Linked DNA regions of Homo sapiens: regions 1 and 2 are each linked to region 3. A link is an interaction called in ENCODE POLR2A ChIA-PET data of the cell type or tissue named here. Cell type or tissue: Panc1. All regions are shown on one strand. Links, peaks and the distances in the headings refer to the core of each region. The heading gives the core; the rest is flanking DNA. Region 1 has its middle 130 kb from the start of SCARB1. Region 2 has its middle 130 kb from the start of NCOR2. Region 3 overlaps NCOR2 (nuclear receptor corepressor 2).

Evidence for each region. ChIA-PET counts read pairs that join two places held together with the same protein. Peaks named below come from ENCODE experiments on the same cell type or tissue, not always from the same donor. Only the 100,000 strongest peaks of a DNase experiment are listed, where the experiment ranks them.
Region 1: POLR2A ChIA-PET joins it to region 3 with 9 read pairs; 1 of 35 experiments calls an interaction of 5 or more read pairs at or near these places.
Region 2: POLR2A ChIA-PET joins it to region 3 with 5 read pairs; 2 of 35 experiments call an interaction of 5 or more read pairs at or near these places.

Annotation. Positions count from the first base shown.
Region 1 is chr12:124,724,492-124,734,481 of GRCh38, reverse strand. No RefSeq gene overlaps it. Among named protein-coding and RNA genes, the nearest start is that of SCARB1, 130 kb to the left of the region's middle. RefSeq lists enhancers at 1-616, 2,156-2,759, 2,760-3,364. In Panc1, for the core only: a CTCF peak has its summit at 6,383; no DNase peak of the experiment used is centred there; H3K4me3 peaks cover 511 bases; H3K27ac peaks cover 4,997 bases.
Region 2 is chr12:124,690,786-124,700,775 of GRCh38, reverse strand. No RefSeq gene overlaps it. Among named protein-coding and RNA genes, the nearest start is that of NCOR2, 130 kb to the right of the region's middle. RefSeq lists an enhancer at 5,456-5,957. In Panc1, for the core only: no CTCF peak of the experiment used is centred there; no DNase peak of the experiment used is centred there; H3K27ac peaks cover 1,631 bases.
Region 3 is chr12:124,537,359-124,547,348 of GRCh38, reverse strand. All of the region lies in intron 1 of NCOR2 (nuclear receptor corepressor 2), which reads left to right. Among named protein-coding and RNA genes, the nearest start is that of NCOR2, 25 kb to the left of the region's middle. RefSeq lists enhancers at 2,775-3,309, 4,378-4,911, 7,126-7,835. In Panc1, for the core only: no CTCF peak of the experiment used is centred there; no DNase peak of the experiment used is centred there; H3K27ac peaks cover 3,258 bases.

The sequences.
Region 1 (9,990 bases), core at 2,498-7,497, 190 kb before region 3:
AGCCGAGAGCCAGCCCTGGTGACAACCAGCCGGAAAGCGGGGCTCCCACGCCCCCCGCAGGCTGCCTCCCTATACCTGACTCTGAAAAGGAACGCTGGCCAGGAGCGGTGGCTCGCGTCTGTAATCCCAGCACTTTGGGAGGCCGAGGCGGGCTTATCACTTGAGCCCAGGAGTTCAAGACCAGCCTGGGCAATGTAGTGAGAGCCCGTCTCTACAAAAAATACAAAAAGTAGCCAGGCATGGTGGCGCACACCTGTGATCCCAGCTATTCGAGAGGCGGAGGTAGGAGGATCTCTTGAGCCCAAGAGCTCGAGGCTGCAGTGAACTGAGGTCACACCACTGCACTCCAGTCTGAGGGACAGAGGGAGATCTTGTCTCAAAAATAAAAAGAAGGCTGGGCGCGGTGGCTCACACCTGTAATCCCAGCACTGTGGGAGGCCAAGGCAGGTGGATTACCTGAGGTCAGGAGTTCAAGACCAGCCTGGCCAACATGGTGAAACCCCATCTCTACTAAAAATACAAAAATTAGTTGGGTGTGGTGGCACATGCCTGTAATCCCAGCTACTCGGGAAGCTGAGGCAGGAGAATTGTTTGAGCCCAGGAGGCCGAAGTTGCAGTGAGCCGAGATCGTGCCACTGCACTCCAGCCTGGCCGACAGAGTAAGACTCTGTCTCAAAATAAATAAAATAAAATAAAATAAAATAAAATAAAATAAAATAGGAATGCTTCCAAAGAGCCCTGCCTGACACCTCTGCTTGTCACTCATTGATGACCTGTGTCTGCAGGGGAGGGTGGCAAGGGCACTCTTCAGTGGGGCACATTGTCACCCCTGAAAACATCAAAGGTTGGAGCCAAACTCCTGAGCCAAAGACAGCTTCTGGCCGGGTACAGTGGCTCACGCCTGTAATCTCAGTGCTTTGGGAGGCCGAGGTGGGAAGATTGCTTGAGGCCAGGAGTTCGAGACCAGCTTGGGCAACATAGCAAGACCCCATCTCTATTTTTTAAAAAACAAAAACCTAAGAACAGCTTCTTAACTGCTCTGTCTCCAGGATTTCTGGAAAAAAAATAAAAATTCCCAAGCAAAGCCTAAGGTGTACTCTTGGTATGCTTGGACTTAATACCAAATCCATATGGAGCCAAGCACAGCCAGACCCTCCAGCCACATCTGCCCACACAACCTCAGGTGCCCAGCGCCTCGCCGGCCACTCAGCCCTTCCTGTTCCTGGAGCCCACCTGGTTCCTTCCCACTTCAAGGTTTCTGTGCTTGGTGTTCCTCCGTCTGAATGCACTTCCCTGCCGTCTTTGCAGAGCTGGCTTCTCGTCCAGTTTTCAGCTCAAGGTCAGCTGCTCAGAGAAGCCTTCTCTGACCTTCAGGTAGACAAGCCAAACTCTGAGCAGCACGAAGCTTTCTCTGCCGTTGCTGCGTTTGTTTGCTTTCTTGTTGACTGTCTGTCCTTCCCCAGGAGGCTGCCAGGCCTAGTGGAGGGAGCTTGTTCCCGACCACCTTCTGGGAACTCAGAGAAGGCTCAGGCACATGGTGGGCTGAACGAAGGAAGGTGATCACAGACTGTGCATCGCTCCTCCCCGGCTGAGGGGGGGTGATGGGAGGGGACCGCCTTCATTCCATTGTTTCTAAGTCGCCCTTCATCTTCAGAGCTGCGTTCAGGAATTGCTAAGATGTTTCCCCCAGGGAAGTGAAAAAAAGCTTTTTAAAAGAGAGGGAGAGAGAGAGTGAGAGAGCACGCTCAGACTGAATGTCAGTGGCTGCCTGGGCTGCGGCCAGTGGTAAGGTCAATTTGAGTGGCCCCTGGCCCCAGCTCCATACCTGATGTCTCAGTGGAGTGTGGGGAACAGAGGCCTGGGACCCCCGCTCAGAAGCCTCACGGGTAGGGCTCCTGGAGGTCACCCCTTGTTCCCACGTGTGACCCTCATTGGGTCCCCTTGGGGCCTAGAGGACATTTGGGAACTGAGACCTGGTGTTTGGGACGAGGCTGCCTGGCCCATCTCTCAGCTTTTGCCGTGTCACTTTGGGTGAATTCTCAGGCCAGCAAGCCAGACATTCCTGAGATAGCCACCAATTCCGTTAAACAACAATCTGTGAGCCAGGCAGGCCCTGGTGGTCAGCTATTTAGCAACCATTCCCTTCTTTTCCTCTCAAATGGTCTGGATTTTATTTAGGGGGTGAGTCTCCCTGTCCCAGGGAATTGATTGTGATAGATCTAAGGGAATCCTGTTTCTTCTTGGTCTAGGGTGGGCATGAGACCAAGCTCTAGCAAGCAAAATGTTAGGGAAACTCGGCTGGGGGCAGATTTTAATAAGAGAGAAACGAGAAGAAAGTGCCTCTTGCTGCCTCTCTTCCTTCCTGCTTGGCTCACTGGGTGAGGGTGAGGGTGTGTTGTCTGGAGCCACAGCAGCCACTTTATGACTATGAGGGAAAACAGGGCTGACCCACTGAGAATGGTGGAGCAGAAAGCTGGGAAGCTCCTAGGTTCTTGATGATTTTATGGGGTCAAAATCATCCTGAAACTGCCTTTCCCTAGGCCTTCTGTTACATGAGTGTCTTAGTTCAGGCTGCTGTTATACCAGCAGTCCCCAGCCTTTTTGGCACCACAGACCAGTTCTGTGGAAGACAATTTTTCCACGGCCTGTCGGTGGGGAGGATGGTTTCAGGATGAAACTTCCACTTCAGACCACCAGGCATTAGATTCTCATAAGGAGCAGTCAACCTACATCCCTCGCATGCGCAGTTCACAATAGGGTTTGTGCGTCTATGAGAATCTAACGCCGCCACTGATCTGAGAGGAGGCGGTAATGCTCGCTCGCCCGCTGCTCACCTCCTGCTGTGCGACCCAGCTCCTAACAGGCCATGGACTGGTATTGGTCTACGGCCCAGGGGTTGGTGACCCTTGTGTTATACAATATCATAGACTGGTGGCTTATGAACAACAGAACTTTATTGCTCAGGCTGGGTGCGGCGGCTCATGCCTGTAATCCCAGCACTTTGAGAGGCCAAGGTGGGCAAATCGCTTGAGCTCGGGAGTTTGAGACCAGGTTGGGCAACGTGGTGAAACCTTGTCTCTACAAAAAATGCAAAAAATATTAGCTGGGCACGGTGGTGCACACCTGTAGTCCCAGCTACTTGGGAGACTGAGGTAGGAGGATTGTTTGGGCTTGGGAGGTCAAGGCTGTAGTGAGCTGTGGTCATGCCACTGCATTCCAGCCTGGGCAATAGAGTGAGACCTTGTCTCAAAATTTTTTTTTTTTTGTCACCCAGGCTGTAGGACAGTGGCATGATCTTGGTTCACTGCAACCCCAGCCTCCCCAGGTCAAGCGATTCTCCTGCCTCAGCCTCCTGAGTAGCTGGGATTACAAGCATGTGCCACCATGCCTGCCTCATTTTTTTGTAGTTTTAGTAGAGATGGGGTTTCACCATGTTGGCCAGGCTCGTCTCAAACTCCTGACCTCAGGTGATCCACCCTCCTTGGCCTCCCACAGTGCTGGGATTACAGGTGTGAGCCACCGTGCCCAGCCAACCAGCTAGTTCTTAAAAAGTCATTTACTCAGGGGAGCCTGCCCTGATTCTCTCTCCACAAGAACAGGTCACGCTTTTCTGCCTCACAGTTTCCTGGCCTCTCATGCACTGAAAGGCCCTGTAACCCCACAGCTGTTAAATGTCAGTCTCACCCCTGAACCTGGACATACCAGAGGAGCAGCGACTATGCTTGTTTTTGCTCCTGGCACAGTGCCCAGTGCTTCATGGGTCCTCAACAAATATTTGTTGAAAGCATGAATGAATATTCCGAACCTTAGAGATCTCACAGTCCAAAATCAAAATGCAATACTCCAGCAGCAGCTAGCATGACTGAAATGAAAAAGACTGATGCCCTCCAGCACTGGGAGAATTCAGAGGGCCTGGAACTCACACACAGCTGGAGGGAATGTGAAATCACATAACTACACTGGAAAACAGTTTGGCAGCTTCTTAAGTTAATCATACACTTCCAGTATGACCCAGTGATCCCACTCCAGGTATTCACCCAAGAGAAATGACAGCGTCTGTCTACACAGAGACTTGTACACAAATGTTCATTGCTGCTTTCTTGTCATAGCCAAAAACTGGAAATAAACCAACAGCCCATGAGCAGGCGAGTGGGTCAGCACACGGTGGTATATCCTTACAATGAACTATTGATGTGCATGACAACATAAATAATATGGTCTGGCTGTGTCCTCACCCAAATCTTATCTTGAATTGTAGCTCCCATAATTTACACAGGTTGTGGGAGGGACCCGGTGGGAGAGAATTGAATTGTGGGGCAGTTTTCCCCATGCTATTCTTTTGGTAGTGAATAAGTCTCATGAGATCTGATGGTTTATAAGGGGTTTCCCTTTTTGCTTGGTTCTCTTTCTCTCTTGTCTGCCACCATGTAAGATGTGCCTTTCACCTTCTGCCATGATTGTGAGGCCTCCCCAGCCTCATGGAACTGTGAGTCCATTAAACCTCTTTTTCTTTATAAATTACCCAGTCTCAGGTATGTCTTTATCAGCAGCGTGAAAATGGACTAATACAATAAATGACTCTGAAAATACCTACGCTGAGTGAGAGAAGAGCTGGGCAAGAAAAGAGGACATTTTGGGAATGAACTGGGGGCGGGGACAGAGGATTCAGAGTGGAAGTCCTAGTTATTACAAAGCCCCACGAGGTCGTGGGGTCTGGCCCTGAGACTGTTCTGGTTTCCTTTCCTATCTCTTCTCCCAACCTCTGTCCACTCCAGCCCGCTCGGCCTCTGCTCTGCTTCCTGAGTACACCAGGCATGCTTCTACCTCAGGGCCTTCACACTGGCTGTTCCCTCTGCCTGGGACCCTCTTCCACCAGACCCAAACGTGGCACAGATCTCCACTGCCTTCAAGTCTGCCAAACATCACCTCTTCCGAGAGGCCTATCCAAATCTCTTCTCTAGCTAAAAGCACTCCCAACCTGCCTTTAGTTTCTGTGTTCTTTCTTGGCATTTACTATCAGGTGGATGTATGCATGCACACCTACCCCCAATATGGACGTGTCTCAAAATAATTTGCTAAATGAAAGAAGCCAGTCAAGGAAAGAGGACCTACTGTGAGATTCTGCTGACATGAAATGATGCCATTTACACATAGTTTCATTGTCTCCTCCATTTATTTCATTAATTAATTTATTTTTTGGAGATGGAGTTTTGCTCTGTTGCCCAGGCTGGAGTGCAGTGGCACAATCTCGGCTCACTGCAACCTCCACCTCCCAGGTTCAAGCGAGTCTCCTGCCTCAGCCTCCAGAGTAATTGGGATTACAGGCGCCCGCCACCACACCCGGCTAATTTTTGTATTTTTAGTAGAGACGGGGTTTCACCATGTTGGCCAGGCTGGTCTTGAATTCCTGGCCTCATGTGATCCGCCAGACTCTGCCTCCCAAAGTGCTGGGATTACAGGCATGAGCCACCGCGCCCGGCCTGTCTCCTCCATTTAAAACGGCATTGGCCAAAATAATAGCCACTGGTCACGTGTGGCTATCAGGCACTTGAAATGTGGCTATCAGGACGGAGGAACTGAATTTTATGTCTTCATATCTTTGTTTTAATTAGTTTAAATTAAAAATTAAAAACCGAAGCAGTTTTGCCAGTGTGGATGTGAATATTAAAGGAAGATGATTTTTTGATACTCAGTTCTTGGAGACTTTTAAGTCTCTATGGAACAACTTCAGTAGATTAATGTACCTTTTCAACTGTCAGTTTTATGGAATCAAAATGCAGATCAAATATTTCCGATGAGAATTTAGTGTCCACATTGAGATGGGCTCTAAGTGTGGAATACACAGTGGGTTTCAGAATGTTAGGATGAAACAAATGCATGTAAATAGCTCACAGATTAATTTTTTATGTGGTGTGCATGCTGAAATGATAATATTTTGGATCAATTAGATTAAATTAAAATTAATCTCTTTTTTCATTTTTTATTTTTATTTATTTATTATTTTCAAGACAGAGTCTTGCTCTGTTGCCCAGGCTGGAGGGTGGCAGCATGATCAAGGCTCACTGTAGCCTCAACCTCCCAGGCTCAAAGGATCCTCCTGTCTCAGCCTCCCAAGTAGCTGGGACTACAGGTGCAGGTGTCACCATGCCCTGATAACTTTTAAAATTTTTTTGTAGAAATGGGGTCTCATTGTGTTTCCCAGGCTGGTCTTGAACTCCTGGGCTCAAGTAACCCTCCCGCGTCGGCCTCCCAAAGTGTCGGGATTACAGGCGTGAGCCAAGGAGCCCAGTCACATTTTTTTCCCTTTTTTTTTTTTCTTTTTTAACGTGGCTACTAGGAAATGTTAAATTCTACCTGTGGGTGGCATTATGTTTCTACTAGACAGGCTGCCCTGGAGCATCAACTCAATGAGGACAGGGAGTGATCGGCTCAGCTTCCTTCTTTTTATTTATTTATTTGAGACAGTCTCATTCTGTCACCCAGGCTGGAGTACAGTGGCACGATCTAGGCTCACTGCAACCAACCTCCGCCTCCCAGGCTCAAGCGATTCTCCTGCCTCAGCCCCCTGAGTAGCTGGGGTTACAGGCGCCCGCCACCATGCCCGGCTAATTTTTGTATTTTTAGTAGAGACAGGGTTTCACCATGTTGGCCAGGCAGGTCTCGAACTCCTGACCTCATGATCTGCCCACCTCGGCCTCCCAAAGTTCTGGGATGACAGGTGTGAGCCACTGCGCCTGGCCTCAGCTCCCTTTTTTAGTGTCAGCATCTAGAACCCGGCCTACTGTGTGCCCTGGGAGTCTTGGTTCTTCCCAGTGGAAAGGACTGTCTTTAATTTGCTGACCGTGGGCATCTGGCCTTGTAACCAGGCCACTCCCAGCCTACGGGCAGAACGGAGCTGCTGGGAGGACACAGGCAGGGTGACTCAGTTCCCGTGCTGGAAAGAGGAACTTGGGTGTCTGCTCCGGACCTTGTCATCTCTGCCCCGGAGTGGCTCCTACCAGGTGGCGCTGGCCAAGCGCCTTTCTTTCCCCTGCCCGCCCCAGGGCCGGTTGCTGAACCTCCTCCCTGTTGGCTGCGGAAATGGTTTGCATCATTTTTGTGCCTGAGGCCTGGGGGCGTGTGAAGTTCAGATCCACTGGAAGGCAATCAGCCTTTGTCCTTGTTCATGAAACACGAATCAATACCGCATTGATCGAAAGTAGACTGGGCTTCCTCTCCAAATGCCTCCGAGCAGGAATTGCTATACCCGAGGTGGAGCAGGGAGAGAGAAAAGCTGGGACACTGGCTGGATGAGGATTTGTGCTTATTGGCTTTTTTTGTTTTTAACAGGCTAAAACTTGTGGTTTACTGCAATATATACATCACAGAAAATTTACCATTTTAGCCATTTTTAAATGTACAATTTGGCAGCACGAAGCACACTCACATTGTTGTGCAACCATCACCACCATCCATTTCCAGAACTTTTTCATCCTCTCAACTCACTGGCGTTTAAGACTTGGGGGAAGCCGGGGTGGGGTGGGGGTGGGTTCTGGTGGGGGAGGGGCTGACACTAGGGGATCATGGGAGAATCCGGGCGACCCAGCATGCACTGGGTTTCTTCCGGGGCATCTATCTGGGTGCAAGACTTCAGGAAAAGCAGGAACAGTCACATGTGGATAACTCCAGCTTGGCTTCATACAGGGGCCATTTTCAAAAGTGTGGGCAGGAATAGAGGAACCCTGGGCTGGAAATGGAGGTGATGCCACCACCCCTGGGCTGGAAGGGAGGAGGGAAGGGATAGTTCCAGAAAGCCAGGAGGAGAGGGAATGTAGCAGGAGCTGTATGGAGAGGAGAGGGGCCCTTGAGTGGCCTGAGGGAGCCCTTGACCTCACTCATGTCCTGCCGGGCTACCCCGTGCCAAGTCCAACCAGAGGCAGAGAGCAGTGGGCTGTGGAAGTGGTTAAGGTGGGTCAGCTTCAGGGGCAGAGGGCCAGTGGAGAAAGGAAGAGAGAGATCTCTCGGACAAACAGAAGATGCCAGCACACAGGGTCTGATTCGTTTCTTGGTATAGTGAGCACCTGAGTCTGTCTCCATAGCCTCTGCTCCTCCTCCTTCGGGCAAAATGTCCTGATTTCCATGGGGGATCCAACCTTCCGCTCTTGGTCCAGAGACGGTGCACCCAACTCCAGGCCAGTGATTTGGATCTGAGCCAACTGGCTTACTGCTGTCCCCATATGGTTTAAGATGGCCAATCAAGGTTGATCTTGGAGCATTTGCTGTATGTAGTACCCTGAAGGAACATCTCTTTCCTGCTGGACTCAGGCCTGGGGGATGTGGCATAAAGCTCCTGGTAGCCGTCTTGCCACCATGTGACGTCTATTAATAAAACCAACATGGAGGAGAGGGCAGGCCAGAGAGAGAAGGAGATACCCAAGCCTGATGACATTAGCCAAGCCCCTGGATCCAGCTATGCCTGAAGCTGATGCTATTCCTAGAATTTAAATTGCTTCAGCCAATAAACCTCCCTATTTGCTTAAACCCATTTAATTTGCACTGACTTGCAGGAAAGATTCCTCACATTATCAGTTTTTCCTTTTTTTTTCTTTCATTTTAAGCAAGCTATAGTCTAGTTCTGGCATTCTCAGGGATTTTTTAAAAGTTCAGCAAGAATGCTGAATAAGCAGCAGATGTGGATAGCAGCAAGCCGTCTTCTGCTTCTGATCTTTCGGGTCAGCATTATTTTACTATCGAGCCAAGCAATGGGTCTGGAGAGGGTGGAGGTCCACCAGGGCCTGTCCTGCTGAGCTGAATGCGGCAAAGTGAAGGTGAGTGCTGTTCACCTCCGTCCTGGCATCTGGTGCCCCAGAGGAGGTGGTCTGCTTCTCATTTTTCACAGGGGCCTGAACAACCTGCACCCTTCACTGAGTCTCAGTGTTTGCCTTTGCAAAATAGGCTAACAAGAGGAAGAAAAAAGAAAATGCCCAGCATCCGGGCCCTGGTAATCCCCGGAGAGGTGACGGAGTGCAGGGTTAAGAGAACAGCACGGGCTCTGGACTTGAGTTCCAGCTCCCAGCTAAGCCACTTCCTAGCTGTGCAGCCTTGGACACACTACTTCACCTTTCTGTGCCTCAGTTTCCTAGCCTAGAAAATGAGGATGATAACATTTCTTCACTCATCGGATTATCAGGACTTATCAGTGCCTTTAATATATCAATGAGCATTGTGAATTTCTTCACTTACCGGTTTGTCATGGGGACCAAACGACTACAGACAAACAAAGCCCTCAGAGCAGTGTCAGAAACGTGGTAAGCACTCGGTAAACAGCAGCTGCTGTTTTTACCCAAAGACTGGTAGACAAGGTTACTATTGGCAATGTTTATCGTCTCTCACACTCTCAGCAATTCTCTATAAAATCTCACTGAGGGCCGGGCGCGGTGGCTCACACTTGTAATCCTAGCACTTTGGGAGGCCGAGGCGGGCGGAGGTCGGGAGATCGACACCATCCTGGCTAATACGGTGAAACCCCTGTCTCTACTAAAGATACAAAAAATTAGCCGGTCGAGGTGGCGGGCGCCTGTAGTCTCAGCTGCTTGGGAGGCTGAGGCAGGAGAATGGCGTGAACCCGGGGGGTGGAGCTTGCAGTGAGCCGAGATCACGCCACTGCACTCCAGCCTGGGCGACAGAGCGAGACTCCGTCTCAAAAAAAAAAAAAAAAACTCACTGACGTCCCTCCCAATGTATCTAAGGACCGTTTGCCTCTTGCTGCTCACCCAGCACCAAACAAGTTATCTAACCACCCAGTGCCTCAGTTTCCTCATCTGCAAAATGGGGCGTTAACAGTTCTTACTTCACAGGGTTCTCATTAGGAGGAGTTGAGAAGCCACCAAGCTGCGCTTACATAGCTCGCAACCCATGTTCGTGCAAGGGCTGAGTGCTAGTATTAATAACAGCATTACATTAATAACATTATAATATAGCATATAATATATATAACATAATATTAATAAC
Region 2 (9,990 bases), core at 3,239-8,238, 150 kb before region 3:
GAGCCCCCTCCCCAGCTGCCACAATGTCTAACTCAGAGTTTGTCCACTGGTGGGCCACAAATGTGCTTAGCTGCTCTTGCACAGAGATTCATTATTTTTTAAAACATTAACTGGCATCATTTAAAAGGTAGGATGTTTCACATTAAAAATCTGGGCTCTGTTAAAAAAATCAGATCTGGGCTGGGCATGGTGGCTCACGCCTGTAATCCCAGCTCTTCGGGAGGCTGAGGCAGGAGGGATCACTTGAACCCAGGAGTTTGAGACCAGCCTGGGCAATATAGCGAGACCTCCACTCTACAAAAAACAAAACAAAACAAAAATTAACCAGGTGTGATGGCATGCGCCTGAGGTCCCAGCTACTCAGGAGGCTGAGGTAGGAGGATTGCTTGAGGCTGGGAGGTTGAGGCTGCAGTGAGCCGTGATCGTGCCACTGCATTCCAGCCTGGGTGACAGAATGAGTAAGACCTTGTCTAAAAAAAAAAATAAATAAAACAAATAAGTAATCAGATCTGGTGACCCCGGGCCCTGCATTCTTATGTGACAATTGTTGGAAACTGGCCTTTAGATGTGGCAGGCACTCCCTCTGTCATGGTCACTTCACTCCACTCCCTTCCAGTCCCTATCGCCGTGCCCCAGCAGCTCTGCTTGTTGACGCTGCCTGTCTTGCCTCTAGCCTCCGAAAGTGCTGGGATTACAGGCGTGAGCTGCCACGCCCGGCCGCAAGTAGGAGTTCTAATGAGGACACAAGTGGAACGCTAAGTGAAAAGGACTTTCTCCGTCCTGGAGACTGCAGGCGTGGAGCGGGGAGGAGGGGTGAAGGGAGACCAGGTTTGGAAACCAGGTGGTCAGCGGTCCAAATCCTGGCTCTCCCGCTCATTGGCTGTATGACCTTGGAAGTGTGCTTAGCGTCTCTGAGCCTCAGTTTCCTCATCTTGAATATGATTTTGAGCCTTCGACCCCCTGTCTAGTCCTTTGTGTCCCTGGCCCCCTAGCCATGCCTGGCACACAGGAGACCCTCTACGTGCAGCAATCCTTGCAGCAACCTTGCAGGACACAGTTCTTCATATTCAAGAACTGAGATGGAACATCTCCGTTTGTAAGCGTTGTCCACACACTCCAATGTGCACAGAATCCCTCTGGGATTGAATGGAGAAGCTGCTCCATGTCGCTAAGCTCCGCCCTCACTGTAAAGCCTGGTTTTTGTCACTGATTGCAGAGGTCAGACTCTACCTGGGGTGGCCTGGTGTCTGTGCTCACTGTTCTCAGGGAGGGGTGCTCAGGAATGTCTCAGATGGGTCAAGGGTGCTACATGGGGTCCCCAGTATTACCAGTGCCCAGGAGGTATAGGACAGCAACCTCCAGCAGCCAGAATCCCGCCTCTCCCCTAAGCACACACTATCTCCAAGCCCTTTCCTCATGGTGTGGGTTATTCACCATTCATTAAAAAAGAGAAAATAATCAACAACCTATTACGTACCAGGCACCATCAAAAGCCCAACGTCACTTCCAAAACAAAATCAGAAATGATTCCTAGCTTTCGAAAGACGAGTTTTTCCACCTTCCAGAATGTTAGCACCAGGCAGGCAGGGATGCTGCTTGTCTAGTTTCCTGCTGTCTCCCAAGTGCCTAAAACAGAATCCAGCACACAGTAGGTGCTCAGCAAATGTTTGTTGAATGACTGCACAACAGTATAGTAGTAGCATCTTCTCAGGCTTTCGCTGTTGGGAATTCTGTAGTAGGAGCCCCTATGCGCATTCCTCCTTTAGGGATAAGGCAACTGAGATGCTGAGAGGCAAAGACATGGGCCAGCATTAGCCCAGCTGCTCTGAGTGGGGCCAAGAGTAGAGCTTAGGCTTCTTCTGACGCCAGCTGAGGAACAAAACCCTCTCTGTCTTCTCAATCTCCTTGCCAGCCTACAGCTTGAGATTTTTCACACAGTGGATTTTCAGAGCCTACGGTCGGCATCTAATGAACAAATACGCGGGTGGGGACTGAATACCTCTTGCAAGAATCTCATCTCAGCCCTTCAAGGCCACTCTGGGAAGCTTACTTCTTGGAAGAGGACTTATCTCTTCCTTCCCAAAAGAGCTGCATTCTAAATCCAAACAGCCGTGGAGTAGCTGCTCCTGGAAGGATACTTCAACATCCATGAAATGTAATGATGTCCTCAAGTGAAATATTTCAACAGCGTGCTCAGGAACCCAACAAAAGAACATAGGTTTAGGGGAAATACACAGACACGCACACACACACGCACACACACCCCAAATTCTTTCCTTAAAACATAAGCTGGAAGGATTTTATCTGCTCTCACAGGGAAAACTCAAGAGGTTTAATTTAAAACTTGGGCGGGCTTGTGGTTTTTCAATGGGGTGATTGTTCCGTAGTCAGGGAATGAGATAATAAGAAAATGTTTTTGAGCCAGTGTTTGGTTTGGCTTCAGAAATTCAAACCAGCCTTCTTCTGAGAGCTGTCGGGCCTCGTGCATAGTTCAGGCTGGTATCTACCACCGTCAGGAACCCAGATTTGTGATAACATTTATGCGGCCAAAGACTTCCAAGGGAATGCAGGCCGAGGGGTGCCTTGTGCACTTGGGCACAGCAGAGCTTGGTTGAAAAAGGCAGGTCTCTAACCTGGCTGCGCATCACCCCGTCTCCAGACACCCAGACCCTTAGCAATCATGTAAAATATGGGCTAAGGCAGGCTGGGTGCTGCGGCTCACGCCTGTAATCCCAACACTTTGGGAGGCTGAGGCGGGTGGATCACTTGAGGCCAGGAGTTTGAGACCAGCCTGGCCAACATGGTGAAACCCCATCTCTACTAAAAACACAAAAATTGGCCAGGCGCCGTGGCTCATGCCTGTAATCCCAGCACTTTGAGAGGCTGAGGCGGGCGAATCACGAGGTCAGGAGTTCAAGACAAGCCTGGCCAACATGGAGAAACCCTGTCTCTACTAAAAATACAAAAAATTAGCTGAGCATAGTGGCGGGCGCCTGTAATCCCAGCTATTCGGGAGGCTGAGGCAGGAGAATTGTTTGAACCTCAGGAGACAGAGGTTGCAGTGAGCCGAGATCAAGCCACTGCAGTCGAGCCTGGGCAACAGAGTGAGACTGTCTTAAAAAATAAATAAATAAATGAATATATACATAAAAATTAGCTGGACATATGGGCGCATGCTTGTAATCTCAGCTACTCGGGAGGCTAAAATATGAGAATCACTTGAACCCAGGAGGTGGAGGTTGCAGTGAGCCAAGACCATGCCATTGCACTCCAGCCTGGGTGACAGAGTGAGACTCCGTCTAAATATATATATATATATATATGGGCTAAAGCAGACATAAGGGTAATCTGCCATGATCTGGAAGCCCCATAATGAGACAGCATCTTTTGATCTGTCCTCAGCAAGGTTCATCAGCCTCCTGCTATCTGCATCAACCCACTGGAGGGGAAGCCTGAACTGCTCTTCCCCAGCCCACATCTCCCCAGCATCCCCTGGGGGCTTTTGATATGGATTTTACCAGGTGGAAATGAGCAGAAGGACATTGCAAATGGAGTGGGCTTGTTTTTTCCCCACTGCTTTGCCTCTTTTGGTCTGCTTTGGGCTCTCTGGGGAAAATAACTGTTGCTGATGGAAACAGGAATTCCTAGAGCCCCAGTTTGGGGTTAAGGTGATGTAGGGCAGGCAAGCCCCAGAATCAGGGCTTAGCCTGGGAGGGTTCTTGGCTCCACCCAGGAAAGAATTCAAGGGCAAGCTGGTGGTGTTTGATTGCAGCCGCAGTGCAGGGCAGCAGCAGAGGCACTGGGAGATCGGGCAGTGTGCCCAGAGCAGCAGCTCAGAGGCAGCCCTGCAGTCTCCTTTATACCCACTCCTAATGATATGCAATTAAGGGGTGGGTTATCCAGACACTTCTAGAAAAAAGGTGGTAACTTTTGAGTCATCAGGTCATTGCCATGGAAAGGGGTGATAACGTCCAGGTGTTGCCATGGCAATGGTAAACTGACATGGCACACTGGTGGGTGTGTCTTATAGAAAGTTGCTTCTGCCCTGCTCCTATTTTAGATAGTCCTCAATTTGGTCCAGTGTCTGAGCTCTGCCTCGAGTTGAGTCCTGCCTCCTACCTCAGAGGGAGATCAGGTAGGAAGTTTTAGTGGTATTTGCTCCTGGAGTACCAAGCATTTCAGGGGAGAGCCTCTCATTCATGGGCGGCTGGGCTGGAAGGGGGTTTTGAGTGGAATCACTCGCTGCACAGTCTTCTCCAGGGGGATTCTCTAATTTCAGGTGACCCATGCCCCTCTTGAGAATAATGTTGATTGACATTCTGGTGTTCTGCCCCAGGAGCCTCCACCTGTGTCTAAAGAGGTCAGCTAATGGCTTCCAGCAGGGGCAGGTGACACTTGTGCTCAGCTCCTCTCAAAAATGACTCACCTCTCCTTCTGCACCTGGCATTTGAGTCTAGAGGTCTGAAGACCCGCAAAGGGTCTTCTCTCATCATCCCAGCCCTACACCTCAACTTAGCTTAGGACTGGCCCTCATTCAATGCCCACCTCTGACCCTAACCCCAACCCACCAAAGCCGGTCCTTGATCAAGACCTGAGCCCTCTGTGAGGCCTGAGAAGCTGGAGGGAGGTTTGGTCCTGTGATGCCCCTGGGACGCCTCATCCAGCACGTCCTGGCCAGCACAGCATCTGCCATTCACACTTACACCTTGGACAGCTCCCAGGGATCTGCTCCCAGGTCCATGGGCTGCCATCTGCCAGACTGTCACATGCTTCGTCCTCTGTCGGTTTGCCCTCCAACCAGGCCTCAAGCACTCTCCCTCTTACCACCATTCCTCCAAAAAAATTTTTTTTTAAAGATTATGCTTCCAGCCAGGTGCAGTGGCTCACACATGTAATCCTAGCAATTTGGGAGGCTGAGGTGAGAGGATCACTTGAGCCCAGGAGTTCAAGACCAGCCTGGGCAACAAACATAGTGAGACTCCATCTCTACAAGAAATATACAAAAATTAGCTGAGCGTGGTTGGCATATGCCTACAGTCCCAGCTACTCGGGAGGCTGAGGCAGGAGGATCGCTTGAGCCCAGGAGGTCAAGGCTGCAGTGAGCTATGAATGCACCACTGCACTCCAGCCTGGATGACAGAGTGAGACTCCACCTCTAAATGAAAATAAAAATGAAAAAAGAGAGAAGAGAAGGGGTGTATAATCAAAAGCAACAAGCCTGAGGCTGCAAGGTGCGTGGTTCCCAGACAATGGAAACTGCCGTGGGCCATGACAGCCCCCAGCTGATCCTGTACCTGGAGGGGACGGTTTGGGGGTATGACAGAGTACGGGGTGCACCTTGGGAGCTGGCTGTGGAACTGCCACTTGGAGAGTGGGGGGCTGCCCTGTGAGCCTGCCAGGGCTTTCTCCCCAGCCATTCAGCCTCCTTGGGTCCTCTGCCCCAGCCTGCCTTCCTGGCCGGTCAGGGTGCTGAATAACTCCAGTAACCATGAGAACACCTCCCACTTGCGGAAGCCTCCCTTTATTTGTTGGCTAGGGCTGGCGTAACTAATTAAGCCACAAGCTGCGTGGCTTAAAACAACAGAAATGCATTCTCTCAGTGTTCTGGATGCCAGAAGTCAGAAATCAAGGTGTCCACAGGGCGGTGCTTCCTCTGGAGGCTCTAGCGGAGGAGCCTTCCTGCCCCTTCCAGCTCCTAGCAGCTGCCCGCAACCCCGGACCTTCCTTCCTTGACGCAGCTGCGTCACTGGCTGGCTGTCCTTTGTGCGTCATCTGTTTTTATAAGGATACCAGTCACTTCATTTAGGGCTTGCCTACTCCAGTGTGACCTCATCTTAACTTGGTTCCATCTGCAAAACCCTGTTTCCAGATAAGATCACATTCACAGGTTCAGGGTGGACATGGATTTGGAGAGCGGGGATGATATTCACCCCAGTAAACTCCCCAAGGGCCTGCACTGGGTGAAATACATTCCCTGTTTCCCCACATAATCTTCACAGCAGCCTGTGAGGCAGGTGCAGTCAGTTCCCACTGCATGGATGAGGAAACTGAGGCTCACAGAGGCTGAGCATCAAGTGCCCAAAGCTGCACAGGCTGGGGGAGGAAAATGGCTTGGAACTAGATAAAGGTGAATGGATTAAATACCACTGAACTGTACATGCTGCAAGGGTTAATTCTATGTCATGTGAATATTACCTGGTAAAAAGTGTTCTATCTTGGTACCTTTCCACTGTCTAAAATCCACGCTGCTAGAGGGAATCTGTGGTCTTGAGATGTGAAACCCATCATCGAGCCACTTCCTGTGGTGGGAGTCTTTGTGTCCGGGAGGCCTCGGTTATAGTGCAGATGAGCTTCCTGGAAGGTGGGGACTGTGTGCTGAGCGCCTCCCTTTAATACCCAGCAAGGACTGGGTTCCCTCACTGGCCACCTGTCATTTTAGAAGGCAGAGGATATGGGTAAGTTTTGCTTAATTAATTTTGGAGGAAGGGATACAGGGAAAGTGTCAGCAATTGGGAGCTAGTTTTTTTGGTTTGTTTTTGGTTTTTTATTATTTATTTTTATTATTTATTGATTTATTTGAGACAGAGTCACTCTGTTGCCCAGGTTGGAGTGCAGTGGCGCGGTGTTGGCTCTCTGCAACCTCCGCCTCTTGGTTTCAAGCAATTCCCCTGCCTCAACCTCCCAAGCAGCTGGGATTACAGGCACCCGCTGCCATGCCCAGTTGTTAATTTTTGTATTTTTAGTAGAGACGGGTTTTCACCATGTTGGCCAGTCTGGTCTCAAACTCCTGACCTCAAGTGATCCACCCGCCTCGGCCTCCCAAAATATTAGGATTACAGACTTGAGCCACTGTGCCCGGTCTGTTTTTGTTTTTTTAGAGACAGGATATTGCCCTGTCACATTGGCTACAGCGTAGTGGCATGATCATAGCTCACTGCAACCTTGACCTCTGGGGCTCAAGGGATCCTCCTGCCTTAGCCTCCCTAGTAGCCAGGACTACGAGTATGGAACACCATGTCCAGCTAATGTTTTTAAAGTTTTGTAGAGACAGGGTCTCACTATGTTGCCCAGGCTAGTCTTGAACTTCTGGGCTCAAGCAATCCTCCTGCCTCAGCCTCCCAAAATGCTGACATTACAAGTGTGAGATCCAGCCATGGCCAGGATCTTGAAGTTCGTGTGTTTGTCCTGCACTGGCCCCTCTAGCCCATTCCTGGCCTCACTCCGTGCACGCCCCCAAGCCCCTCACCGGCCTGCTGGGAGAGCTGGGGTCACTGTTGAACAGTCAGCCCCAGAAGCCTAGCTCCCTATGTATCTGCCGAAAGGCCTGATACAGCAGTAGCTCAATTTTATTGATCTTGTCAAAAGCAGTAACTCAAGAAAGCTATTTAAATTCACGGGAGGAAGCCACAGCAATTATCCACGTCTGCATCAGATTCTTCATCATTTTTGTTATTGGCTGTGGAGCCTGGAGACATTCTGTGTGCGGCTGACGCGGCAGCGAGGGGACCGCTGAGGGCTGAGGTTTTGTTTGCAGCCCAGGAAAACAAATACCATAATCAAGAGTTCGCCGATATAAATCTATATGCATAAAGGTTTACAGGGTATTCCCACGGGGACGCACGGGCACCCAGTGGTTTAGATTCATTTTGTCCCTAATCCCAGCCAAATCCCGTCAGCCTATTCCTGCAGCTCCTGTTTTAGTGCATAAAAACATTGCGATGTGTGATGGAGCAGGTGATTTTTTTTTGCAGTCTTTCCCCCATAGTTAAACTTTAATGAAAGATTAAATCACAGTGGAATTTGAGTGACAAGCAGATGAGATCTGTGGCAGGCACCGTGAGTCTGGCTGGGTGGGCTATGGCAGGGACTGGGGAAGATGACCCCACCTGCCCACCACCAGAGTGCCTCGGACCTCAGCAGATGGCAGCTCTCTGGATTGGGGTCATGATTAATTCATCTCTTAATCCCTGGCACCTAGTAAGTGCCTGGTACACAGCAGGTGCCCCAGTGAATAATTGAATGAATGAATGAATGAATGAGCTGGCTGAGTTGCCTGCTTTAAATTGTTGTTTGCCAAACAGTTGCTCCTGGATATCCTGGTGTCATGATATTTTCTGTCTGTGCTGGACATCTTTAGTGTGTCACTCCAGGCCCAATCTTCACTCTGTTCATCTAGGCCTGTTGGCTTCCAGCCCTTGGGTGTCCAGCTAGAGGTTGGAAGCAGGTAGAGAAAGAGGCCAGGGGGTGTTTACAGCCCCAGTTCCTCTCTGCAATGTCCCAGGTTGGCTGCATCCCTCCAACAAAGGATAGGGCTCCTATGGGGTGGTCCTCTCTTACAGCCACCCTCTTCAGGTTCTGGTAACTTACCTTCAGGTGTGGTGATAGCTCCTCACTGTTGCTACTGGAGGGGAAGGGCTTCTCTACCCCCTGCTCACACCTTTGCAGATAATTGATTAGTTAGCGCTTCTCCATTTCCTGTGTCAGCATACCCTCCTCTGTTTTCTAGTGGGATCCTAACTGATAATGCATCTAAACTACTGTTTTCTTCTTCTAAAATCAACTCACATGCTTTTACTCAAGTACCAACTTGAGCCGTGAGAGCCAGCAATTCTCAAAGTGTGGTGCCACACCAGTAACCTCAGCATCACCTGGGAGCTTGTTAGAGATGTAAACTCAGGCCCACCCTGGACTCACTGAATCAGGCATTCTGATGTCGGGGGGAAGCTCCCTGTGTTCTCATAAGCCCCCTAAGAGATTTGCACACATTCTCAAGTGTGAGAACCACTGGTCTAAGTAAGAATTCCAGCAAAATCAAAGGTTTGGATTATGTGTGGTCCGTGCTACCGGATGCCTTCCCAACACCCACTCTGCCCCCACCTTCCTCACTAATAAAACCCTAATTTTGTTCAAGATAGTTTGAATCCCACCTTTTCTAGCTTCCTCTGCAAGTAGGGGTTGCTCCACGACACAGCTCTGGCCAATAAGATGTAAGTGGATGTCCTTGGGTGGGGCTTCCATAAAAGCTCTTTAAAAGGTGAAAGTGGGTGGGTGGCAGTGCAGGAAGCTAGTGCAGGTCTTTTGCCCTATTCTCTTTTTTCTCTTCCTGCCTGGAATCTAGATGCAATGCTGGAGGTACAGCAGCCACTTTGTGACCATAGGTGACTATGAGGATTAAAGGGGTAGAAAAGGGCCTGGGTATTCATGGAGTGATGGGGCTACCTTCCCAGCCTTGAACAGGCCACCTCCAGATGTCTTGTTAAGAGGGAAACAGAAACCTCTTATTTGGGTAAGCCACTGTTATTTGGGTTTTCTGATATATGCAGCCAAATGCAATTTCTAGTTAAAATAAACACACAACTATGACAAGAAGTGGTCATCTGTGTGTCCCACTGCCAACAGCCTCACAGGCCATGAAACCCTGCTTGAACTGAAGGGTCATCATTGAAGGCGAGATTCCACTCCAGACTGGCACACAGAGGCTTGCCTGTCAGAGCTGGCTCTGAGCAGATGCAGGATTTATGACTTTGTTTATACTTGCATCCTTGCAAAAGAGGATCTGAAGACAACTTCAAGTCAAGTTAAACTAAAATTAAAGCAGGAGAAAGATTAAGGAGACCCAGGAGGTCTCAAATGACATTTTAAAAATTGTCATTATCATTGTCATCAATCTCAAAATCTCCAGAATACTATTAACAGGGACATGCACCAGGTCCTGGAGACCCTAAAGGCACTAGCAGCCTGATCTGAACTTCCAAGGAGTTCACCGTGCAGGCAAGAGACCATGCCAAGGGTTCACTGCAGCTGGGCAATCAGGGAAGACTGCTCAGAGAAGGTGTCATTTGTGCCGGTAGCTAGGGGAAGAGAGAATGCCCATTGATGGAATATCTGCCTGTCTCAGGCACTGCATCAGAGGCTCCTGCCAGCTTCCAAACTGCTCTGTGAGGAAGGGATTACCACGGGGAAACTGAGGCTCAGAGAGGGAAAGTGACT
Region 3 (9,990 bases), core at 3,955-8,954:
TTACAAATTAGGCACAGTGAGAGATTAACAACCATAACTAATAATAAAATAGGACAGGCCAGGTGTGGTGGCTCATGCCTGTAACCCCAGCACTTCGGGAAGCCAAGGTGGGTGGATCTCTTGAGGCCAGGAGTTCGAGACCAGCCTGGCCAACATGGTGAAACCCCGTCTCTACTAAAAATACAACAAAATGTAGCCAGTCGTGGTGGCGAGTGCCTGTAATCCCAGTTACTCAGGAGGGTGAGGCAGGAGAATCACTTGAACTTGGGAGGTCGAGGTTGCAGTGAGCCGAGATTGCACCATTGCACTCCAGCCTGGGCGACAGAGCGAGACTCCATCTCAAAAAAAATAAAAATAAATAAAATATTATAAAAAGACAATGTTAACGGTATGCTAGCATCACTACTCTTGTGCTTTGGGGCCATTGTTCAGTCAGATAAGGGCTACTTGAATACAGGCACTGCTCTACCATCACAGTTGATCTGATTCCCGGGATGGACACTCACAGGCAGGACCGTCTGCAGAGTGGGTCCTCCCGGGCAGAGGGAGGGGTCATGTCCTGGGCTGGACAGGACGCGACGGTGCAAGATCTCATCATGCTACTTAGAACAGCGTGCAATTTAAAACTTAGGAATTGGCTGGGCGCGGTGGCTCATGCCTGTAACCCCAGCACTTTGAAAGGCCAAGGTGGGTGGATCTCGAGGCCAGGAGTTTGAGACCAGCCTGGCCAACATGGTGAAACCCTGACTATACTAAAAATACAAAAATTAGCTGAGCGTGATGGCAGACGCCTGTAATCCCAGATACTCAGGAGGCTGAGGCAGGATAATCACTTGAACCCAGGAGGTGGAGGCGGAGGCTGCAGTGAGCTGAGGTCACACCACTGCACTCCAGCCTGTATAACAGAGTGAGAAAAACAAAACAAAACAAAAACCCAAAACCCAAAAACTTACGAATTGTTTATTTGTGGAATTTTCCGTTTGTTTTCAGACCACCATACTGAAACTGTGGAAAGCTGCCGTGGCTAAGCAGGAACTGCTGTACATATTTATTAAGCCCTTACTGTATGCTGGGCATTCACTCTTACTGTAGGCAGGCATTCGCTCACTGAGCCTCTGAGTCAGCCCTGTGAGCTGAGTTTCTATTTTACGGCGAGGAAACAGGCAGGCTCGGAAGGGTTAAGCCACGTGCCCAGGGTCACAGAGCTAGAAAGCAGTGCAGCTAGGTTTTGAACCCGGGTCTCAGACCCTATCCTGAGATCACGAGACCTGTGCTCTGTGGCCTTGCTGCAGGCTGAGCCCTGCAGGGAGCAGAAACAGCCTGTGCCTGGGATGGGTCTCTCCTGCCTGTCTATGCTTCACCTATGCATACCCCTGAACTGCTGCCCCAGGTAATGTGTGGCTTTGCATGTGTCCTGGGTGACACGGAGACTCTGAGGTGGGGCCAGTTCACAGCTCTGCCTGTGTGCATGGAACTTTGCTCATCTGCCGGGCCCAGAGAGGGTCCCCAGGCTGAAAGGCTGTTCCACGCCACTCGTCCCCCACCCCCACCCTCACCCTGACCACAGAAGCAAGAACTTCCCAGCACGGGGCGGCGCAGGGAAGCAGCGTGGCTCACTCTGTGGAGTATGTGGGGCCACTGGGCTGTTTCAGTTTCTGCTGCGTTTCTTGCTCTGACTCAGGGCCCTGACCCCAGCCGGGCCACTTGGGCTTCTGAACGCCTGCTGGGCTGAGCTGAGCTCACCGGTACATGAGAAAGATCCCGGGCTGAGCTGCCCTTGCCTGGCGTCTTTGGGCCTTGGTTTTCCCATCTGTGTGGTGGGGGCTTCGAGGGTCCCCGTGTGTCGGTGGGTTGGTGTGGAGGGATTGGGTGTGGACACCAGGGGCTGAAAGCTGATGGGGACCCATGGGGAAACCTGTGCCTCGGACCCCTCCAGACCAGAGGCTCCTGCAGAGCCCTGCCCATGGAAGATCTGGGTCAGGGGCTGCCTTGTCTCTGGGTGCTTCTGTTGTCACTGGCCTCTGGCCCCAGCCTGGTGGTCACCAAAGCCTATGTTTCCCCTGGGCCTGCTGCGGAGGTGGGAGGCAGGGAAGGTGGGCTCTTATCCAGTCCTCTCATCGTGGCCCTCCGAGACTCTGCTCCCTCCCCCTGGGCCCCGCTTCTGGGTGTTCGAGGTGCTGGGGACATTGGTGTCTCAGTAGGGTTGCAGGCTGGCAAGGGGCCCTGGGGAGGTGGCCTGGTGAACCCCGATGGTGAGCTTCAACTGAGCACTGCTGGGTGCCAGGTTGTAAATTTCTCTTCAGAGTAGCCCCTGGCATCATCCCCGTTTTACAGATGGGCACACTGAGGTTCCGAGAAGCAAGGCACCTTCCTCAGGCTTTAAAAAATGACAGCACTAGGGCTGGAGCGGGAGCCAGCCTGATTTTAGCCACCTAATATAATTGCCTCCGTTTCACCGAGAGGAAACTGCCTCTGCGAAGTTGAGCAGCACACACAGGGGTCGCAGTCTCCTGCCAAGATGAGATGGCTCAGGGATTTGATCTGGGTCTCAGGCCCATTTGGGGCCCACCGGGGACTCTGTATGTCAGCCCCACTTGTGCCTGGCTGTCCCCTCCTGTGTGTGGGCACCGGCTGAATGGTGGAAGCAGGTCCCTCCTGGGAGCAGGTCACGGGTGCTGGGGCTGCATCCCTGACCTACCCTGGGCCCGGGCGGGTGTGGAGGCAGAGGAGGATGTCCTGGGGGTTTGAGTGGGGGCGGAGCCTGCTTGTGAGGTGGAAGGTGGGGCAACTGAATCAGTGTGGGCCACCCTCCCACCCTGAATATCCCCAGGCCCTCGTGACAAATCTCTTTCACCATCTCTTGACCCAGCAATTAATTGCTTCTGGCGGATGGTGCCCCCGCCCTCCAGGGAGCTTCTAAAGGCCAGACCCTGCTCCTGGGCGGGCAGCCCGGGGCAGAGGCTGGGGAGAGTCTGCAGTGGTTTTTCTGTTCAGCTGCAGATTCAGGGGTCCCCAGGCCAGGCAGCCTCTCTGGGAGAAGCCAGCAGCTGACATTTTGGGGTACTTGCTCTGCCTATCTGTGGGGCTAAACCTGAGTTCATCTACAGCATACTGTGAGGCAGGTGTTGTGATGTTCCTCTTTTACAGACAGGGTCACTGCGGGGCATAGAGAGGTTTCCCGAAGCTTCCATCTCATCCAGCAGTCTCCAGTGCACCCTTTCCATTCATCTCCCTCCCCGCTGGGGCTCCCCGGGCAGGGGGTGCCGGGCAGAGGCGGCGTCGCTGGTGCTGACTGACGCTGAGTGTGGATCCCAGTCCTGGGAACTCTCTGGGAGGGCTTTCTTGCCTCACTGCCTCCATCTGCACAGGGGGAGGATGTGGGGCGGTTGTTAAGAATTAAACGAGTTAATCATCGTAAGGGGCTTAGCATTGTGCGGAGGCAGCGAAACCCTGAGCTTCAGGCACCGAGGGGCTGTCGGTGCCTGTGAGGGTGAGGGGGCTGGACAGACAGGTGGACGGACAGCTGGCCTTTCCGTGCTGCCGCGTGGGGCCTCCGCGGCCTCCCGGCCTGGGCTGCGCTCCCTGCCCTGTCGTGGCCCGTGCTTGGCCATGAGCCAGGCTGCTGCCACCCCGACAGAGCCCGCGTCCCCCTTCCCTCCCAAAAGCGGTCGATACCCCGGCTCCTTCCTGGCCTCTAATTGCTCCTGCCGGCTGCTGTCTCTGATGGCGGCCCCACACCCCGCAGCGAGGAGAGGGGCGGCGAGGTTTCTGGGAAGCCTAGTCCCTGCTAAATCCACGGCGCTGTCGGGGTGGAGAATGGAGTGGCCGAGGGCAGAGGGTCAGATGCTCGGGGTCCCGTCTCCCCGCCCCTCACTGGCTGTGTGACCTGGGGCAGGTAACCCCGTGTGGGTCTGTTTCCCCACCCCTGAAACAGGGTCCGGACAGTGGAGATGCACGTGGCCTGGCAGGAAGTGAGGGCTGTTATTATTGTGATGATCGTTGTCATGGTTTTTTGCAGCGGCTCCTCCCCAGTCGCTATGCCCGGTGTCAGTGCAGCCTTCCTTGTTGGGAGCAGACAGGTGGCCCTGGGGCTGGGGCGCGTTCCTGGGCAGGGCACGGGGTTGCTCCTCAGTCCCCCTCTGGACGGGGCTGCGGCCCATCCCCACCTCCCTACTGATCCCATTGCAGGCCCTGATCACTCACATCCATGCTGCCAGCCCCCTTGGCCTTGGTCTGGTGGCCCTTGCCCTAGCTGGTGGAGGAGGGATGGGAGGGAGAGAGGCTGTGACCCCCATCTTCGCCCACCCACCCGCCCTTGGCTGTTGCAGTCCAGTGGGGACTGAGACCTTGGTGAACTCTGGGTGGCTGCCTCTGCAGATTCCAGGAGGGCTGGCACGGGGCAGGCTGCCTCAGCTGTCCCTGGAGAAGGAAAACATATCCCGGCGGCTTCTCAATGGAAGGGCTGCGGAGCCTGCCTCCCTCCCGCTCTGGCTGTCTGGACTGCTGGCTACCACAGGGACGGGGACCAGGTGACACCACTGCAGGAGACAGGGGAGGCTCCTTGTTCACCCCGTGTGGGAAGATGTATCCGGTGGACCCCGGCCGGCCCTGGGAGGGCGGTGAGCCGCCTCCATGTCTCACGGCACCTAGGTTGTGCTGTGCTGGAAGTCCCCAAACTCCAGCCTGCAGGGAAGGCTTCTGGGAGTCATGCCTGCCCCTTGGGGGCCAGGGTCTGATCTGTGGGTCTGCGGGGTCCAGTTTAGAGCTTCTGCGGAGCACGCCCCGAGGCTGGCTCATGCTGGCCTGGCAGGTTCCTAGGGCCTGGGACGGGCGCTGAGGGTCTTGGCCTCGGTGCCCAGGGCAGAGGTGGCCTGGAGTGGAGCCTGGGCTGCTGTCGCCCACCTCGCCCATCTCTGTGGGCCCTGTGGGTGCTCAATCAACACCCGTCCTTCTCCCTTCTGGAAGATGTCCCTCATGTGGCCCTGCCAAGGGTGTGGCTGTTGTGGCCGGTGTGGCCGCTGGTCAGGGGAGGCTGGGCTGAGAGGGAGGATTTATACTGAGCCCTGGGCTTGAGTAATCATGGGTCCTGGAGGCACAGGAGCCCCGAGGCAATGGCCCGCCCTGTTCCTGTGGCTGCTGCAGGTCTGGTGGGAAAGGCTCCAGAGTCCAGACACCAAGCCCTTGCCCAGCATTGAGGCTGGAGCCCCACAGTTCTGATCCTCCATGCAGGAAGAGGCTGAGGCTGGGTCTGGGAGGGCAAGAGGTCGATGCCTCCATGGAGCCCTCAGGGATTGACCCAAAGGTGTCCTCGCTGGCCCTGCCCCACACTGTTCCTACTCAGTTATGTGTTCCACTGGAGCACGTGGCTCCCCTCCTGTGGCCAGGAACACAGCCCCCATCCCCTTCCAGCTCTCCACTCCCCATCCCCCTCCAACTCTCCACCCCCTCCCCCTCCAGCTCTCCACTCCCCACCCCCTCCATCTCCACTCCCCACCCCCTCCATCTCCACTCCCCATCCCCCTCCATCTCCACTCCCCATCCCCCTCCATATCCACCCCCATCCCCCTCCATATCCACCCCCATCCCCCTCCATCTCCACTCCCCATCTCCCTCCAGTTCCACTCCCCATCCCCCTCCAGCTCTCCACTCCCCACCCCCTCCATCTCTACTCTCCATCCCCTTCCATCCTCACCCCCATCCCCCTCCAGCTCCATCCCCACCCCCCCACCATCTCCACTCCCCACCTGCTCCATCTCCACTTCCCATCCCCTTCAATCTCCACTCCTCATACCCCTCCATCACCACTCCCCTTCCCTCTCCATCTCCACTCCCCACCCCTCCATCTCCTCCTCCATCCCCTTCCATCTCCACTCCCCGTCCCCCTCCAGCTCTCCACTCCCCATCCCCCTCTAGCTCTCCACTCCCCACCCCATCCAGCTCCACTCCCCATCCTCCTCCAGCTCTCCACTTCCCATCCCCCTCCAGCTCTCCACTTCCCATCCCCTCCATCTCCACTCCCCATCCCCCTCCAGCTCTTCACTCCCCATCCCCCTCCATCTCCCCCATCCCCCTCTAGCTCTCCACCCCCAGCCACTTCCATCTTCTCTCCCCATCTCCCTCCATCTCCACCTCCATCCCCCTCCATCACTGCTCCCCATCCCCCTCCATCTCCACTCCCCATCTCCCTCCAGCTCTCCACTCCCCATCCCCCTCCAGCTCTTCACTCCCCATCCCCCTCCAGCTCTCCACTCAATCCCCCTCCATCTCCACTCCCCACCCCCTCCATCTCCACTCCCCATCCCCCTTCATCTCCACCCCATCCCCCTCCATCTCCATTCCCCATCTTCCTCTAGCTCTTCACCCCAGATCCCCCTCCAGCTCTCTACTCCCCATCCCCCTCCATCTCCACTCCCCATCCCCCTCCAGCTCTCCACTCCCCACCCCCCTCCAGCTCTCCACTCTCCAGCCCCCTCCATCTCCACTCTCCATCCCCTTCCATCTCCACCCCCATCCCCCTCCAGCTCTTCACTCCCCATTCCCCTCCATATCCACCCCTCCACCTCCCATCCCCCTCCAGCTCTCCACCCCCATCCCCCTCCATCTCCCCACTCCCCATCCCCCTCCATCTCTCCACTCCCCACCCCCCTCCATCTCCACCCCCATCTCCCTCCAGCTCTTCACTCCCCATCCCCCTCCAGTCCACTCCCCACCCCCCTCTAGCTCTCCACCTCCCACCCCCTCTAGTTCTCCACCCCATCCCCCTCCAGCTCTTCACTCCCCATCCCCCTGCATATCCTCCTCCCATCCCCCTCCATCTCCACCCCCATCCCCCCATCTCCACTCCCATCCCCCTCCAGCTCCACTCCCCATCCCCCTCCAGCTCTCCACCTCCATCCCCCTCCAGCTCTACTCCCCAACCCTCTCCAGTTCTCCACTCCCCAGCCCTCTGGCTGCCCCAGCTTCTCTAACCCTCTGATCTGGTTCTTGCCCCTGGGCCTTTGCACAGGCTGTGCCTTCTGCCTGGAGTGCTCTTTTTTCCTTCCTCATGGACACCTGTTCCTCGGCCCTCTGTGCTTGGCTCCAGTGTCTCCTCCTGCAGGGGGCCCTCCCTGCCCTCCCTGCCCTCCCTCCCACCACTGCTGGGTCGCCATGGTTTATGTCCGTCACTCCAGGGGCCACTCTTTGCAATCACCTTGCTCACTTATGGGTGTACCGGAGGGTGTTTGGGTGTGTGTGTGTGTGACCTTGGCCCCTAAGACCCTCAGCTTTTGTGTTCGCAGTCATGCCCCTGTACCTGGCAGGTAACAGGGGGTCTGTCCCCTCTGTTTGTTGAGCAGCTGAAGGTTGATGGTGTCCTGGTCGAGGCAGGTCGAAGCTGCCTCTGGGTTTGAATGTCGGCTGGCTCTGCCTCTTGCAGCTGTGTGGCTGTGGGTGGTGGCTTCCCATCTCTGGGTGTGGCGAATGGACGAGTCAGGTTGGCCTTTGTGGCTGGGGTGAGCCAGGCGGGCTTCCTGGAGGAGGAAAAGATGGTGCTTGTTCTGGTTCCAGCAGGGTGGAGAGCAGGGTGACGGTGCGTTTGGTAGAGTTGAGGGTAAAAGCCAACGCCAGGAGGTGGGCTTGTTTGGGAGCTGACAAGGGGGGTGCTGGCAGGTGGGGGCAAGTCTCAGCCTGTGGGCCATGCGTGGTCATGGTGGGCTTGGCAGAGGGGAGCCTTGGAACTGGTCCTTGCTCTCCCCGTGCATCTGCTTTGCCGGGAGACTAGCCTGGCCAGCCCCAGGGGCGCGAGGATGGAGGCCCGGCCCTTCTTCCAGCTGTGGGTGGACTGAGCTGGTGGCTTCAGAGGAATGGGGGGTGCCCGGGTTCCCCCAGCCTGCCTGGGAGGGTGAGGGGGAGCGTGGGAGCTTGCTGGGGGACAGTGAGCATGAAGGAGCTGGTGGGATGCTGTGCGGGGAGGGCCCACGGAGCCGGCCAGTGGGCCTGGGCCTGAGCTGGAATGTGTGTGGGTGGCCCCGAGCCGGTGAGTGTGAACCGGGTGTGCACGAGTGTGAATGAGTGTGAATGTGAGTGCAGCAGAGTGAGCAAGTGCGACTGCGGCCTTGAGCGAGTGAGTGGTGGGTGTGAGCACAGGGGAGCGTGACACAGCGAGTGAGACCTGCTGCTGCGGGGCTGAGCTGGGAGACGCCCGGCCCCGGGAAGCCCTGACGGGGGCGGCTCTGCCGGGGAGGCGTGGGGCTCAGTCCACACTGTGGCCCACATGCCCTGGCCGCTCGCGGGCAGCCTGGGCTGGAGCAGCCTCGACTCCACGCTGCCAGCCCTGTGCCCTGGTGCCCTGGCTCCCCATGGCCCAAGCACTTGGTCCTGGGTTTGGATCCTGGCTCACTCCCTTCCTTGCCACGTGGCCTTGGGTGACTCCTCCCTCAGAGCAGCAGTTTCCTGGCCAGGGACACGGGATGGCTGTGCCCCTGAAAGGGTCCTGTGCAGGAAGTGGATGTTGTCACCCTCTCCTTCCCTCCCCGACTAGCTCTGCCCAGGGTCAGAGAGGAGGAGCGGGCCTCTTGATTCTCACCATCGCTTGCCTGCCTTTCGGACTCTCTAATGCATGATGCTCTCCATGCCAGCCCCTCTCCCACCTCGCTGCGCCCAGCCTGGCCGCCCGCCACATCACTCTCCTGGACTGGCACAGTGGCCTCTCCCTTGGCTGTGGCTTCTGCCCTCACCCGCGCTCCACGGCCAGATGCATCTCCACTTTGGAGTGGGACCTTGCCCCTCTGCAGCTTGCGTAACCCTCCTAAGGTTCTCTGCTCTGGAGATAAAACCCATCTGCAGAACCCTGCGTGACCCGCCCCTGCTGCCTCCAGCCCTCCTCTCTCTTCCTCTCCCCCTGGCTCTGCTCCAGCCAGGGCCCTGGGTTCCTTCCCACCTCAGCCCAGTCCTCGCTACCCCCCTTGGCCCCTCAGTCATCTCCCTGGATTCTGGCCAGTGTGACAGGTTGCCTGTCCTGGGAAGTCCCTGCTGAGTTTTCTAAATTGGGAACCCCTCTTTGGACCTATGTGTCACTCCATTACTGCTGGGAGATTCTCTGTTTCCCTCTGGACAATGTGACCTTGGGGCCAGCCCCCACTGGCCTTGACCCCATGCCACCGGGACACCCTGGGACTCTGTCTGTTGGGGATTGCAGGCTGAGCTGGCTGGGGTTGGGAGCAGGTTAGGAGAAGATGGGGTCTGATCTCCCAGCTGTCTCTCCCAGGTGGAGGTTGAGAGCTTCTTGGTGCCCAGGGAGAGCGCCTGCCAGGCCTGGCTCTGCCCTAGCCTGTGACGGGACGTGCTGCAGGTGGCTGGCCACCGAGGCTTCCGGGAGCTGGGGAGGGCGGCTGTGAAGATGTGCCCGGGCCCTCCCTGTTTCCAGCCTTCCTGCAGGGCCTGTCTCTGGAGCTGATGCAGATGGCAGGACCAAGTGCCAAGCCTGGGGGCATCATAGTGAAAAAAACGCTTAAAAAAGAAAAAAGGGCAGGAAAGAAGTGGCTGGCTTGTCCCCCTGTGAGCTGCCCGCAGCTGCCCTTTCAAAGGCTCCCTCCTTGGGGCCTGAGGGCCTGCCAGGCACTGGAGAGGGCTGGCCTCTCGGAGCTTGGCTGCCAGCCCCTGGGTGGGGGTAGGAGTCATGTCCAGCAAGAACTGAGCACTCGAAGTGGCACACACTGGAGTGGCACACACTGGAGTGGCACACACTGGCACTGAGGGCACTTTACACTCACAACATTCCTGTGGGGTCAGCATTTTTAAAATGATCGTTTCCATTTTAGAGATGGGGAATCTGAGACTCAGAGAGGTGAAGTTGCTTGTTCCAAGTTGCACAGCTAGGAGAGGGTGGAGGCCAGATTGGAACCTGGGGAGCCTGGCTTCAGAGCTTGAGCACTGCACACAGCTGCTCCCTTGTGGGAGGGGGCAGCCCTGGCCTCACCAGTCCCCGATCCCTCAGCTTTGGCACGAGGT